Linked DNA regions of Homo sapiens: region 2 is linked to region 1. Evidence: read pairs that join two places in POLR2A ChIA-PET (ENCODE). Cell type or tissue: Panc1. All regions are shown on one strand. Links, peaks and the distances in the headings refer to the core of each region. The heading gives the core; the rest is flanking DNA.

Region 1 (7,947 bases), core at 1,239-6,238:
CCAGATCGCCTGTGTAAAACTAACAAATGAGCCGCAAGATTAGAAATTACAGCTCAGAAGTCATGCAGCCAGAGGCCACAAGATTCCTAACCTCCCCACTTGCTCCTATGGATAACATCACTACTGTAAAACCTGAGATTGATGTTCTAGATATTTTTCAAACCCTGCCTTCTAATGAACCAGCTGGCACCACCCAGGTCGGTAAACTGGCTCAACTAGTTCTGTGATCCCACTCAGGAACTGAAAGCAGCAGGAAGAACTTGCTTCAACCCTCTCTGATTTTATCCCGACCCAACCAATCATTGTTCCATACTTCCTGGCTCTCTGCCCCCCAGATTATCCTTAAAAAACCCTAGTTTCTGAATTTTCAGGGAGGCTGATCAAAGTAATAAAACTCCAGTCTCCTGTTTAGCTGGCCCTGTGTTTATTAAATTCTTTCTCTATTGCAATAACACTGTCTCAGTAAATTGGCTGTATTTTGTGCCATGGTCAAGAAAAAGCCATTGGGCCATTGCAGCCTTGTGACTGTATCTGCCTCAGACCCGACTGACCCCAGCAGAGCAGGGAAACTGACCCATCAGCATCAATCTACAGAGTGACCAGTAACTTAGTGTGTGGCTTGGTATGAGAAGATGGGCCAAGCAGATTCAGGCTCTTGGGAATTGGAATTAAGAAACCCAGGGAGAATAAGGCAGGTAGAATCAGAGACAGATTCTGAAATGATATCTATGGGTAGAGGCAAGGCTGCAGTTGGCCTTTTGCAGGCTAAAGCTGGGAGACCACAGAAATCATAAAGAAGCAGGAAGTGGCTCTCAGGCCTTGAGAAGGCAAGTGGGGAAGCACTGGTGCTGAGAGATCCGGTACAATATGCGGAGAGGCTACGAAGGAGAATGGCCATGCAGCCATGCGAACAGACTGGGTTCTTGGGGTCCCTCCGACCACATCCAGTTATGATCTCCATCCACAAATGAGCTCCCTCCCATTTCCCCCCACCTTTCTTGATGGGGAAAGGTTTATGGTTCCAAGTGCCTAACCATAAACCCTCTCGCCCCTCTGTTCTGTCTCAGGAAGAGGGCTGGAGACACACTTGCTGTTCTTTTGGGAAAAGAGGCATGGTAGTCAAACAATAGGATTGAGGAGCATTTGCAGAGTCAGCTGTCTTCTCCAGCCACAGCACGCATGTTCCACCCTAGCTGGGGCAGAACTGTGGGCTGGCCTGGCTGTGAGCCTTGTGGGACTACGAGAAGCCTCCAGCTTAGGACTCAGAGTCTCAGATGCCCCAGGAGAGAGGAGGAGACTGGAGAGGCCAGCACGCACAGTGACTTAATCCAAGAAGGTGACTTTAAGGGGTGCGGGGGTAGAAATGAGCCAAAGGGCCCAGGTGGTAGAGAGGAGGTACAGGCCATTGAGGGCCCTTGGGCACAGAGCATCCCAGCTCTGCCTGTCACTCACCTTTGCTAAGGCAGGACCCCACATTTGGTTTTGGTTTCTTATGAAGTGGGAGTGGATCCCAAGGGCTGAGGCTAGCATCCCCTGGCCCAACCAAGAGTATGTGTGGGGAAGTGGGGATCAGAAAGGAGTCAGAGTAGGGATCAGAACAAGTCAGGATGCCATTCTCCTAACCCCAGCAAGTCAATTTAGCCCCCACAGGCTCATCCATTTCCTGTCACACATTTAACACTTACATTAAACACACCTTCCTTCTCTTTCTGCGGAAGTTTGTTAGTGGCAAGAGCGTGGGTTTGAGGCCAGGCCTGTGCTGACTTCCAGCCTGGCCACTTTGTTGCAGGAGGACCTAGGGAAAGTGTTGTCAGTGTCCTTATCTATAAAACAAGATTATCACACATCACTTAGGAGTGTGAGAGGACTAAAGGAGATAATGCACGCCTGGCACACAGTAGAAGCTCAGCCAATGGAAGCTGAGCCAGGAGCAAAGCCACCTCCCTTCCCTCCTTCTTTCTCTAGCTTTAGTCCTGAGTTTGGAAGGGTCTGTTTGAGGAGATGAAGTAGAGCCGCCGTTGGCTTTTACACCATCCTTGATGAGAAGCCAGTGATGAGGAGCTGACTTCACCTGGGAGAGCCCCAGACAGGGCCCCTCTATCCTTATTATTCTATGCCCCAGGTCATCTGACCACCTGGACCTTCCCACCAAGGTGAAAAAACCTGAGGGATTTTTCACCCAACACCTGTAGAAGGTTTTGTTTGTTTGCTTGTTTAAATTACAGACTTTACAGACAGACTTTACAGTTCTGGAACCATTGACTCAAAAGAGTCCCAGGGGCTGGAAATGAATCAATTCTGCCTTCACCTGCCTCTTCTTCCTTCTCTTCCTCATTTTAAGAGAAAGGCTCTTTATTGGTGGCAGTTCATATAGGTCAGTGACCCGGGCTCCTAGCCTCCCTGTGTAGTGGACTCTGCCTCCAGTGCTTGAGCTGAGAGTTTTCACGTGAGAAGCAGTGGCTGGAAGTTGTACTCCTAGGAGCTATGAGCGGCAGGTAGGCAGAGTCGTAGATTCATCCTACAGGTCAGAAAGCAGCCTGGGGAGTTCAAAGGGGAGGGGCAGGGTGCTTGCTGGTGCTAACTGGATTTGATATCCTGAGGAAAGTTATATTTTGGATCCAGCATTCTCTGATTTGTCCTCCTCTAGCTTCCCCAAGAGTCATACAAATATTGGGGGATTCACAAGCATTGTCCCCCACTGGTGAACACCAGGAACAAGTGGGCAGTGGGGGCTGCAGAGTGTTTCTAGAGAAAGGGCTTAGGGGTGGCCCCTGCCTGGGTGGCACAGTGAGCACACTGTACTCCTAGGTAGATCGGATATTGACTTGGAGAGGTCTTGGAGAAAGGCTGATGAAGGTGATCGACAGCCTAAATCTCTGAAGCCGTCTCCTGATGCAACCTCTGACCCAACAATCTCTGGGTCTTGCTGTTATCAGCTCCATCAGTTTTACTGGGTGAGTAATTCATTTACCTGCTGTTATTGCCAGGGTGTCATCCTTTTCCTAGTTCCTGGTGGAATTGGAGATATGCTATCGGGAGTCCTTTTAGAAAGTGCCTTGTCTCCTATCCCATCTTTATAGCCCTGCATCTCACATCTCCAGCGACCTTGGCCTGCAGCCTGTTAAGGGGATTGGTGCTGAAGGCTGCTAAGCTCACCTTGAGAGCCCGTGATAGCAAAGGCTGGGGTGATGCTCACAGCCTCCTTTGTTCTTTTATTTGCCCAGCCCTGAGCAAACAAGCCTCAATAAACTAAATGGCATTTGGATATTGAAAATGCAAAGAGAAAGTGTCTGGAAGAACAATAAAGGAGTTAGAGCAGAGGTTGCGTGCAGGAGGAGATTACATTGTCTAATTCCCCTCAAAGGCACCATGGTTTTCCAAACAAGAAGTGTTTATCTGAAGCCTGGGTGAGAGCCCAATCGGAGTTTTGCTCTAACAACATCAACCTTATTTGACTGGATGCTGACTCAGAAGCTGTGATTTTGTAGGCAGGACCTGTGCTCACATCTTAGCTAGGCCCCAGGAATGATACAAAATGATGCCAGGTCGCAGAAGCCCTTGGCCTCAATGGGGAGGAAAAATGGATAAGAACAAAGCAACTGGGGGACCATAAAGGCCTGAACCAAGAGGCAATGGCTCTTCCAGGAAGCTTCTGGCCTCTCCTGGAAATCAATTACTTCTTTCTTCCCTGTGAATCCACAGCACTTGGCTAGCGCTTCCATAATTGCACAGAATTAAGTTTCTATCTTTGCATAGTAAATTATTTATATTTTTGTCTCTCTCTTTAGACCAGAGGGTCTGCAAACCATGGCCCAAGTAGCTTTTGTAAATAAAGTTTTATTGGAACATGGCCACTCATTTGTTGATACGTTGTCCGTGGCTGCGTTTGTACTTGAAGGGCCGAGTCGGGTTATTATTGCAACAGAGATGGTCTGCAAAACTGAAGTATTTACCATCTGGTCCTTTACAGAAAAGGTTCGCGGACCTCTGATTAGACCATGGGCTGGTGGAGAGCAGGGACTGGGTCTTACTCATATTTCAATCCCTAGGCACAGTGCTGCGCACAAGATGGACTTCCATAAATGCTTAATTAAGGAAAGAAGTGTCCAAGCTGGAGAGAATGAAGAGCATCAAGGGGAAACAGTTAAATTACTTAAGAGCAAGAGCCAGTTTTCCTAAGACTTTAAAAGCCTTCATTTACATATACAGAGTTGATAAGCTAATTACACAACAATCTTGTCCTAACCGTTAAATCAGCCCCCTAAGGTCTTGTTAGATAACACCTTGTTAACCTAGTTCAAGGAAACCTGCTGTTTCTCGAAAATAATAAAAGCTCAATTTCTGCAATCCAAACTCGACTCCCCCAACCACTCCAATCTCTCTTTAGTCTGAATTAGATATTAAATCGACATTTCCACTGAATTGGAAACGACCATGAAAATAATCAGTATTGCTCTATAAGTATGGCATTTCTCGAACTGTAGAGGCTGGCTGAGTGCAGCCCTATTTTATCCATCCTGCACTGTAGGCCTAGTCCTCAGGGCCCACATGCTTTCCCAGGACCTAAGAAAATGATCGTGACATGGAAATTTAAAAAGTGTTGCCTCCAAAATTAACATTCCTTGCAACTGAGCAAAACCAATATGAAAAAATGTTTAATTATGAGTCTACTAAGCAAATGACATTATACCAGCTCCAACTCAACTCCTACAGTTATTTATAAATTAGATGAAATGCGAGATGTGGGTGCATGTTAAGATGTTAGTTATGATGTAAGGGTGGTGCCTCCAGATGTGAAAATGGATGCAGAGGAGGATGTGCGTTTTGGGGGTCCCAAAGCTCACACAATTTTAGGACCTTTCTTTAAGAAAATGGATGCAGCACTTGAACCCGGGAGGTGGAGGTAGCAGTGAGCTGAAATTGTGCCACTGCACTCCAGTCTGAGCGACAGAGTGAGACTCCCTCTCAAAAAAGAAAAGGAAAGAAAAGAAAATGGATACAGCAATATCTTACTTCTGCAAATTTTAGCCAAGCATATGACCAGGTGAACACTCAGTATGGGTACTTCCAGAGCTCTGCAATGACCAGTGCAGGTCATTGCACTGCATTCAGAGAGGTTCTGAAGTCCAAGATTCCTCAGCCTGATGGTAAATACTCCCCAGGGTGGATGGGTTGTTACATCAATTATAGTAGAATGAGCTTGGAAAGTGCTGTCACCCCAGGCTTGGAGAGTCACACAATTCCTGTTAACTCTTTAAATGTTCTGAGAAAGTCCTCCAGTTCAGAAAGTTAACTTTATTTGACCCAGAGTTTTCAAAACTTGGTTTTTTTTCTTTTTCTTTTTCTTTCTTTTTTTTTTTTTTTTTTTGCTATAGAGACCCTCTCTGGGTGAACATTTTTGAACATCTCAGAAAGGGCTGGGAAAGGTTGACTTAGTCCCTTCTGCCTTCCGCTGCCCCCGCAATGCTCTTTCATTTTATGAAGAAGGAAACAGCAAGGACTCTGACTTCTCTGTTATCTCAGAAAAGAGCTGAAATTATCCCTCAACCTCAACCTCAGGTTGCAGACACGGCAGGTCAGAGAGGAGTTTTTCTGCAGAGGGTGGTCAGGGAGGAGAGGGGTTAGCTTAGAGGACAGGGCCAGACCTACTCATAAGGTATTTCTAATGTAGCGAAACACTTCCTCCAGAAAAAAAAAAAAAAAAAAAATTCCACACCTTTCTCTTGTTCAGAATTTTAAAAGAATGGGGCATTTTGCTTCAGATGGGGGCAAAAGTGGCTTGATGTGTGGATTCCTGTGTCTCACTTTCTCTTGCTTTCTTCTTTAAGAGTTTAGCCCAAGCCTGGAAACATCATTTTCAGGTCCCTGTGCAAAATGGAAATGCTGGGGCTCCCTGTTCTAGAATTATTCAGAATTTCAAGAGAGCATTCAACCAAGTTGGGGGTGGTGCCCTTTGGAGCTCAGGCCCTGAATAACTAGCCTCATAGGTTGCGTGCCCATGAAGCCAGTCCTAGTTAGTGCATATTCGTGTTTACTTATTTCAAAGTTCAAAGTTCTGAAGATATTTAGAGTCTGTATGTAAGGCCCAGTGGCGTAAGAGCTTTTAACATAATGAGCCAGATCTGGGCACCAGCGTGGAGATGCATTTTTACAGGGTGAATCATTAATTGGGCATTCTAAGAGTCACTCAGCCTTTTCAATGATTCATCAGCCATGCTGATGCTGTTGTGTAGTTCATATTATTGTTGTAATTAGCTGATGCTTGTCAAATGTAAACCTGGCTCTAACCTGGGTGTTTTCAAAAACAGCACTAGTTACTGTGTATTCAGGTAGAGGGGGTCAGCATACTGTAACTCTCTGTTTTCCTGACTTGTAATAATTAACCCCTTCTCTCAGGGGACGCACTCTCATTGTCTTTCCTGTAAACAGTTGGTAATTGTGAGTGGAGCTGTGGAGTGAGAAAGTGGGTACTGCTTTTCCTGTTTCAAGGGCCTGCATGTTCAGAAGCAGCAGTGTGGCATGGGAGATGTTATAGCAGCAGAGTCAGGGGCCAGTTCTTTCACTGCCTGATAACTTGGGCTTTCCAAGGGAAAGGGAGGGAGGTGGTCACTGCGGGTGAGACAAAGAAAGTGCTTGGTAAGGGATTTCTGGGATCCTTGAGCCCAGAGTGGATTAGATGGGATTAGAGACCCACTCTGAGCTGTTTCTACCTGCATCTTAATCCACTCCAGAGCTGAGGCTTCCTGATCCCTCTAACCAGGTGCATGTTCACTGGGCTTCCAGCTTCCAAGCCTTCTACCTGTGGAATGCTTGGTCCAATGTCTGGGGCACCCACTCTTACTCCAAACTCCTCCAGATCTGCAGAGTGGCCCAGCATATTCTCTTCTTGAAAGGAGGTCTTTGCCTAACAGAAGTAAGTCTGTAACCCTAGGCTGATTGGAGAAAGGGGTGTGGTGTTTATGTGACCTGTTTTCTTGCCTCCAGGGCAGGTCAAGGAATCCTTCCTTGACCCTTAAAAACAGCAGTGGTTTTAACAAGTTTTCTCCTTTTTGCTTTTAACTTTTTCTTGGTTCATAGTCTGCATGCTACTGTCTCATGGAGCCAGGAGCAGAGCAGGAGAGGGGGAAAGCTGGGGTCTGATGGAGGCTGGGAACCTTGTGGCCTGTGCCTGAGCTCTGTGGGACCATGTTGGGGCAGGGATGGGAGTGCCCTAGGCCCGGAAGCAGGTTGGCCGTGGCTCAACACTCACCAAATGCACCCAACCTTAGCTAAGACTTCTCCTTATAGGGGGATCATCGATACCACATCTTCCGGGCCCATTTTCCTTACTTAACCAGATGTTAGGCCATGCAGATTGGAGAAATATAGTTATCTCTACTTAACACGTCATAAATTACAATCATAAATTACCCCCGTGTTTGTGTGCCCTTGTTCCGAAAGCAAAGGTTCTGAAACAACCTTAGTTGAGATGGACGTTTCCAGTGAGGGTAGGTATATCAGTAGGTTGAGACGAAGCATGCCAATGCAGGTACGATTTACTTATTTGTTTTTAATTGCTGTAGATAAACCCTAATTCATAACTATTTACTGGAGGTGAATTGGGCCCCCATCCGCTCCACTTTTAAGGCAAGCTTAAACTTCTCCCTGATAACCTGTCACTGGTTTTGCCTTTAAAGACCCAGCCTCATCAGCCCATTTTCTTATTGCCACAAAAAAACCTGTGCAGCCACTGACCTCCTCTGTGACCTCGGGCAAGTCCTTTCCTTACACTGGGCATTCACTGCCCCATCTATAAGCAGAAGGTAATAGACCGGCCCATCTCTATGCCGGAGAACTTTGTCTTCAAACCCCACAGCCTTCTCTTTGCGCTGAGGGCAGGGCTACTGGTCGATGCAGGAGGAGGAGGCCTTGGAGAGGTCCCTCTGATGAGGAAGCCCATCCGAGCGG
Region 2 (5,584 bases), core at 8-5,007, 2.0 Mb before region 1:
ACCATAGATATCTTAGTGGCTTCAGTTATGAGGTTCTCTATATGGTGGGAGGTTGTCCTGGCAAGGATTTTTGACACTTAAATGTTTATTGCTTTCCCTTGGGAATGTGATAACCTCATATTAAATAATATGGCTTTTTTTTTCTTTATAAGGATTAGCCTTTCTTACATTTACTTGCACTCAAAAAATTCCCTCAAAAACCAAAAAAACCCACCTTTGGAAGCTTTCAAAATGTCTCCTTCTAATTCCTTAATTCCTCAGTGCTATAGGATAACTAAACAGTGAGTGAAATTGCATTGCAGTGAGGTACTGTGCACAGTTGTAGGCATCAATAAATTTCTGGGCTGAACACTGACACCACTTGATAGGGAAGATAAAAGTCACATTTAATGATACTTTAACACTTGAGCATAGTTTTTTATTTTAGTGGTTTATGCTCTCAAGCATTAATAATGATTTGCCTTTCCACTAGCCTCCACTTAGATTTAATAAGGAATTCATATTAATCATTAAAAGAAAGGGACATGATTCTTCAAGATAATCAAATATTGACAAGTTAGAAATAGCTTTCTGCCTGGGTTCATTGATATAGGTTATGTGATATAAATATTTATTTCTTTTCTGTCACTCAGAGTAAATGCCACCAATTGATTCAGCATTGATATAGTGTCAACAGTTCATAAGAAACATTTGACTGGCCTGTGTTTTCCGATTAGTCTCTGCTCTATAAAGTGGGATTTACTAAATCTCTCCAATTGTCTGCTCATAGAGTGTGACTGCTTTCTGAAACCATTATTGCTTCGATTTGTGAAGCAAAGGTCTAGTGATGGGACTAGTTTCTGTCAGACCTTTACATATAAAATAAGGATTAATTGAGCATTTTTATTTTAATGATTTATAAGCGATAGGTACTGATTCTTCTTAACACAGACAATAAACAAAGAATATTTTCTGTGTTGATCCATAATTGAATTCCATTTCATTTTTTCCATTAATTTCATTAATATATTAAATCAAGCACTTTAAAAAAAGTTTAACACTTAGTCTTTGGAATGGAGACATTGTTTTCCTGTTATCACTTTATGTTGGAGTAATTCCATTTTTCCAGCTTAAAAAAATAAATCAGAAGATATTTTTGGCAAGTTTTATTGAGAGCTATAAATCAGTCTCACTGATGTGTTTTCTGGATTTGTTTTTCCTACTTCAGTTATAGTGTGGCATCATCTGTTTAACATTGGCCCTTGATTTGAAACTCATTAGAAATAGCCCAAAGTGTCAATTTGAAGAATTTAAAAAGTGCACAGTTACTCCAAAGATATGTGAGTTTGGCCTTTGCATCTCTAAAGTTATTTTTTCTTTTTTTTTTTTTGTTTTTTAGATTTTATAGGAGAGGGTGGCAGTATTTTCCTATTCCTGATAAATCAAGTATAAATCTACTCAGATCAGATCTAGAACTAATTCTGGTCCAGCTGCATCTTTTGGCTGTTATTTTGATAACTTCAAAAAGCCTCTAGAAAAACTTTTTGTATTTGGCTGGGCGTGGTGGCTCATGCCTGTAATCCCAGCACTTTAGGAGGCCCACTTGAGGCCAGGAGTTTGAGACCAGCCTGGCCAACATGGTGAAACCTCTTCTCTACTAAAAATACAAAAAATTTGCTGGGTGTGGCGGCCCATGCCCAGCTACTTAGGTGGCTGAGGCATAAGAATAGCTTGAACCCAGGAGGCAGAGGTTGCGGTGAGCCAAGACTGCACCACTGCACTCCAGCCTGGGCAACAGAGCAAGACTCTGTCTCAAAAAAAACTCAACAACAACAGGAAAACCTTTTTGTATATAGAAAAAAAAGGGAGGGGGAATATATATCTACTGTAAAATTTAAAAAGTTTAAAAACTGTATCATTACTAGTATATGTAACTCTTAGATTCTTACAGTTCATCTTGGATTGCATATGAAGAGTGAAACATAAATGAGGCTGTGTATGTAAGTCCAAACTACACAACAGCCCTCCTTTACCCACACAAACCCAACCTGACTCTGCCCATGGGTTGTTGCTGTCTCTGTTTCTTTTATGGCCCCTGCCTCTCTTTCAGCAGGAGCAGAGCTCAGTGCCAGTCATTTCTCTAAGGTCATTTGCTATCTTGGCAGTTGACATGTAATTGTAACTCCTGTGGCTTTTTCTTCCTCCTCCTTCACATCTATTATTCTGCCTTTTATTTACTTTTTTAGTCAAAACAAGGAACCTGGACTGTATTTAAAAACTACTTGGAATTGGCCGGGCATGGTGGCTCACGCCTGTAATCCCAGCACTTTGGGAGGCCGAGTCGGGCGGATCACGAGGTCAGGAGATCAAGACCATCCTGGCTAACATGGTGAAACCCCATCTCTATTAAAAAAATACAATTAGCTGGGCATGGTGGTGGGCGCCTGTAGTCCCAGCTACTCAGGAGGCTAAGGCAGGAGAATGGCGTGAACCCGGGAGGCGGAGCTTGCAGTGAGCCGAGATCACGTCACTGCACTCCAGCCTGGGCCACAGTGTGAGATCTGTCTCAAAAAAAGAAAAAAAAAAGAAAAAAAAAAACTACTTGGTATTGTTGTTGAATAAAAAGCTCTCCTTCACCTCTTTTCAATTTAAAGAGCTGTGTGATTTTAAAAACATTTTTCTTCTTAAAAACTAACATCGTAGCTAATGAAATTTCTTTTAACTTGTGTCTTTCAGTTGATTGTTTACCATCCTGTGGGCCAGTGGCCATTGATAGGAATGTCCCTCCATACTTAATACCGGAGACAAACTGCTGAGCTATGATGTTGAACTGGAGTATACTGAAAGACTGAGTTTTTGACTAGCTATGTAACTTAAGTAAAGTGGACTAAATGGTCTTAGAATGCTGTAAATTTCTGTGATTTTTTAAATGATACTTGATCCCAACTATAATATTTAAATACAATATTCCATAAGCTTCTAAATAGCACTTTCTTATATAATGAACACTCTTCCTATGCTTCATTTTGAAAAGTCGAATTAATATCCTTATCTAAATGAAAAAAGCAGAAATACTACTGGTTGATTGTAGATCCCTTTAATGATTTTTTCATAGTTAAGATCAATTAAATTAGCCCATTTGATAAGAGATATGAAGTTCTAAAAATATTTTTTGTAATCAATTCTTGGGCTCTGCTTTGTTTTTCCCATCCCCCCCAAATTTTTTTACATGAGGAGTATTTGTACAGCATATAAAAATTAGAAAATACAAATAAGCAAAAAGAAAAAGAATCTGATATTTTTTAATATTAAAACACAGTCAGGCCGGGCGTGGTCGCTCATGCTTGTAATCCTAGCACTTTTGGGAGGCTGAGGCAGGCTGATCACCTGAGGTCAGGAGTTCGAGACCAGCCCGGATATCATGGTGAAACCCCATCTCTACTAAAAGTACAAAAATTAGCCGGGCATGGTGGCGTGTGCCTGTAATCCCAGCTGCTCGGGAGGCTGAGGCAGGAGAATCATTTGAACTTGAGATGTGGAGTTTGCAGTGAGCCAAGTTCACACCACTATACTTCAGCCTGGGTGACAGAGTGAGACTTCATCTCCAAAAAAAAAAAACTAAAACTAAAACTAAAAAACTGTCAATCAGTTCACAGGCCAAAGGTTTGCATAACTTTAAAACATTGTAGAAAGACATTATAGGAACACGTTGCTCACTTTTTATAGATACTAAGTGACATGGTTCCAGAACTTGCTCTTCAAAACCATTTTTATCTTTATGAGACTCTTGCAATCCTCCTGGTTATCTGAAGGATTCCATATTTGTCTTGATTTTTTCCATTCTTGAATTTGTTTAGACAGTGTTAATTAATGCACATGCACATACACTTGAAATAAACATTCTCCCTCTCCCCTCCTCCTCCCTGCACTCCTTCCCCGCCTGTGCCCTGACAGTGTTGGATGCTTACTACTCCTTGTTAGGTTGGAGTGCTGGGAATGTGGATTGGGTAGCTTCTTCCCTTCTCTTTTCCCTGTAGTGGATGTAAGTGGTAAAAAGACTATGATGTCAGAATTATACCATTTGAACATGCTCAGAGACATGCCATACCTACCCCTTTGCCTATGAAGTGGTGGAGGGGATATGACTGCAGACTGTGGCCCCTCCAGAGTGTAGACTCTATCTACTACATAGCAACTTCCTGCTTACTCTTAAACCTTAGTGCCACAAATGCAGAATTTGTGTACTTGAGTGAGTGAAATGTCTCTCGTAGAAATTTATGTCAAGCCATGATGAGAGTGTAGCTTGTTAGTTAATAGTACAAATCAGGTTGTTACGGACATGTTTAGATTACTTAGAGAAATGTTCTAAGGGAATTAGCCCCAGTGGCCTATTTGTGCCCACCAATGGATACTGCTATTTACGTTTCCTTCATTGATCAAAGTAAACCAAACAGCAACTCTGCTAGTTTAGCATCTCGTCACTTTATGTGCTACTTTTCTTCATGCTGCTTTAAAATTTATCATTCGGTCCAGAATAATGAGATTTTATTTTGTTTATGCCACACCTTTTATACAGCTTAAAATATTTTTTTTCTGTATTAGTAGTATAAAGGTAGTGATGAACAGAATTCCCCTCAAATAGGAAAATAGTTGCCAATTGTTCTGGCATGTCTTTCATTACTTCACTGACCCTAAATATAATAATTAGCTGATTGTAAAGGGCATCAGTCTGGTTGTACTACAATTAAATTGGGTGCTGGATTGGCCTTTACACATTAATCTGTCAATATTCTTTTAAGGATTGGTAAAATGGCTTGGAAAAGAAGCTGTTTCTGTTACCTGCATTGTACTCCTAATTATCACAGCTCTCTGAAGCTTCAACTTCAGAAATGTGTAGAAGGAAAATATTTCCCTTGGTAAATGAACCCTTGCTTTATTCAATTGGTGGAAGTTTAGAGTAGAGCAAAATATTTAAAGCTTTGCTATACTGGTCTGAGAGCAAACTATTTTTTTTCCAAGTGATATTGAATTAAAAACTCCATCCATTTTCTGCCCATGCAAGGCAGTGCAATTCCCTGGAAATTGATTTTTTTTTTTTTCAGGGCTTGCAGTGGCTTTCCCCAAGCTTTAGCTATATGGAAAAGAACACCTTTATTAAATCCACTTAGTGAATAAAGTTGGCAGTTAATTTTTAAGCATCTGGACCAGTGTGTAGAAAATTACTGAATGCATCAAATAAAGTCTGACTAGTCTTAAAGTCATTTGATAAATAATTGTATAGGGAGCTCTCTAAACTCTAAAACATTATTTTATGGGCACCTACTATTCATAATACAAATGAGAGTAGTTATTTGTGGTATAATAGGTTTTATAGAACCTTGAAAAACATGCAAACTTATATATAAAGTTACGAAAATGACTTTAATAAAAATTACATGCCTATGTATTTTTCCTTTATGTATTATAATATTCGACTATATGTGCATCTTAAGTGCATTGATTTCGTGCTTTTCCATCTTCATAATATGATTTCTGCCTAATTATTGCTGTATACTAGTTTGTTATTTGCAAAGAAAAGCTATATCTACTCTAGGAAAATCATAAA

The links. ChIA-PET counts read pairs that join two places held together with the same protein. Peaks named below come from ENCODE experiments on the same cell type or tissue, not always from the same donor. Only the 100,000 strongest peaks of a DNase experiment are listed, where the experiment ranks them.
Region 2: POLR2A ChIA-PET joins it to region 1 with 6 read pairs; 1 of 35 experiments calls an interaction of 5 or more read pairs at or near these places.

The regions. Positions count from the first base shown.
Region 1 is chr15:69,551,421-69,559,367 of GRCh38, forward strand. No RefSeq gene overlaps it. Among named protein-coding and RNA genes, the nearest start is that of DRAIC, 6.3 kb to the right of the region's middle. RefSeq lists enhancers at 6,640-7,143, 7,144-7,645. In Panc1, for the core only: no CTCF peak of the experiment used is centred there; a DNase peak (open chromatin) is centred at 6,151; H3K27ac peaks cover 1,046 bases.
Region 2 is chr15:67,594,621-67,600,204 of GRCh38, forward strand. All of the region lies in intron 7 of MAP2K5 (mitogen-activated protein kinase kinase 5), which reads left to right. Among named protein-coding and RNA genes, the nearest start is that of MAP2K5, 55 kb to the left of the region's middle. In Panc1, for the core only: no CTCF peak of the experiment used is centred there; no DNase peak of the experiment used is centred there; H3K27ac peaks cover 727 bases.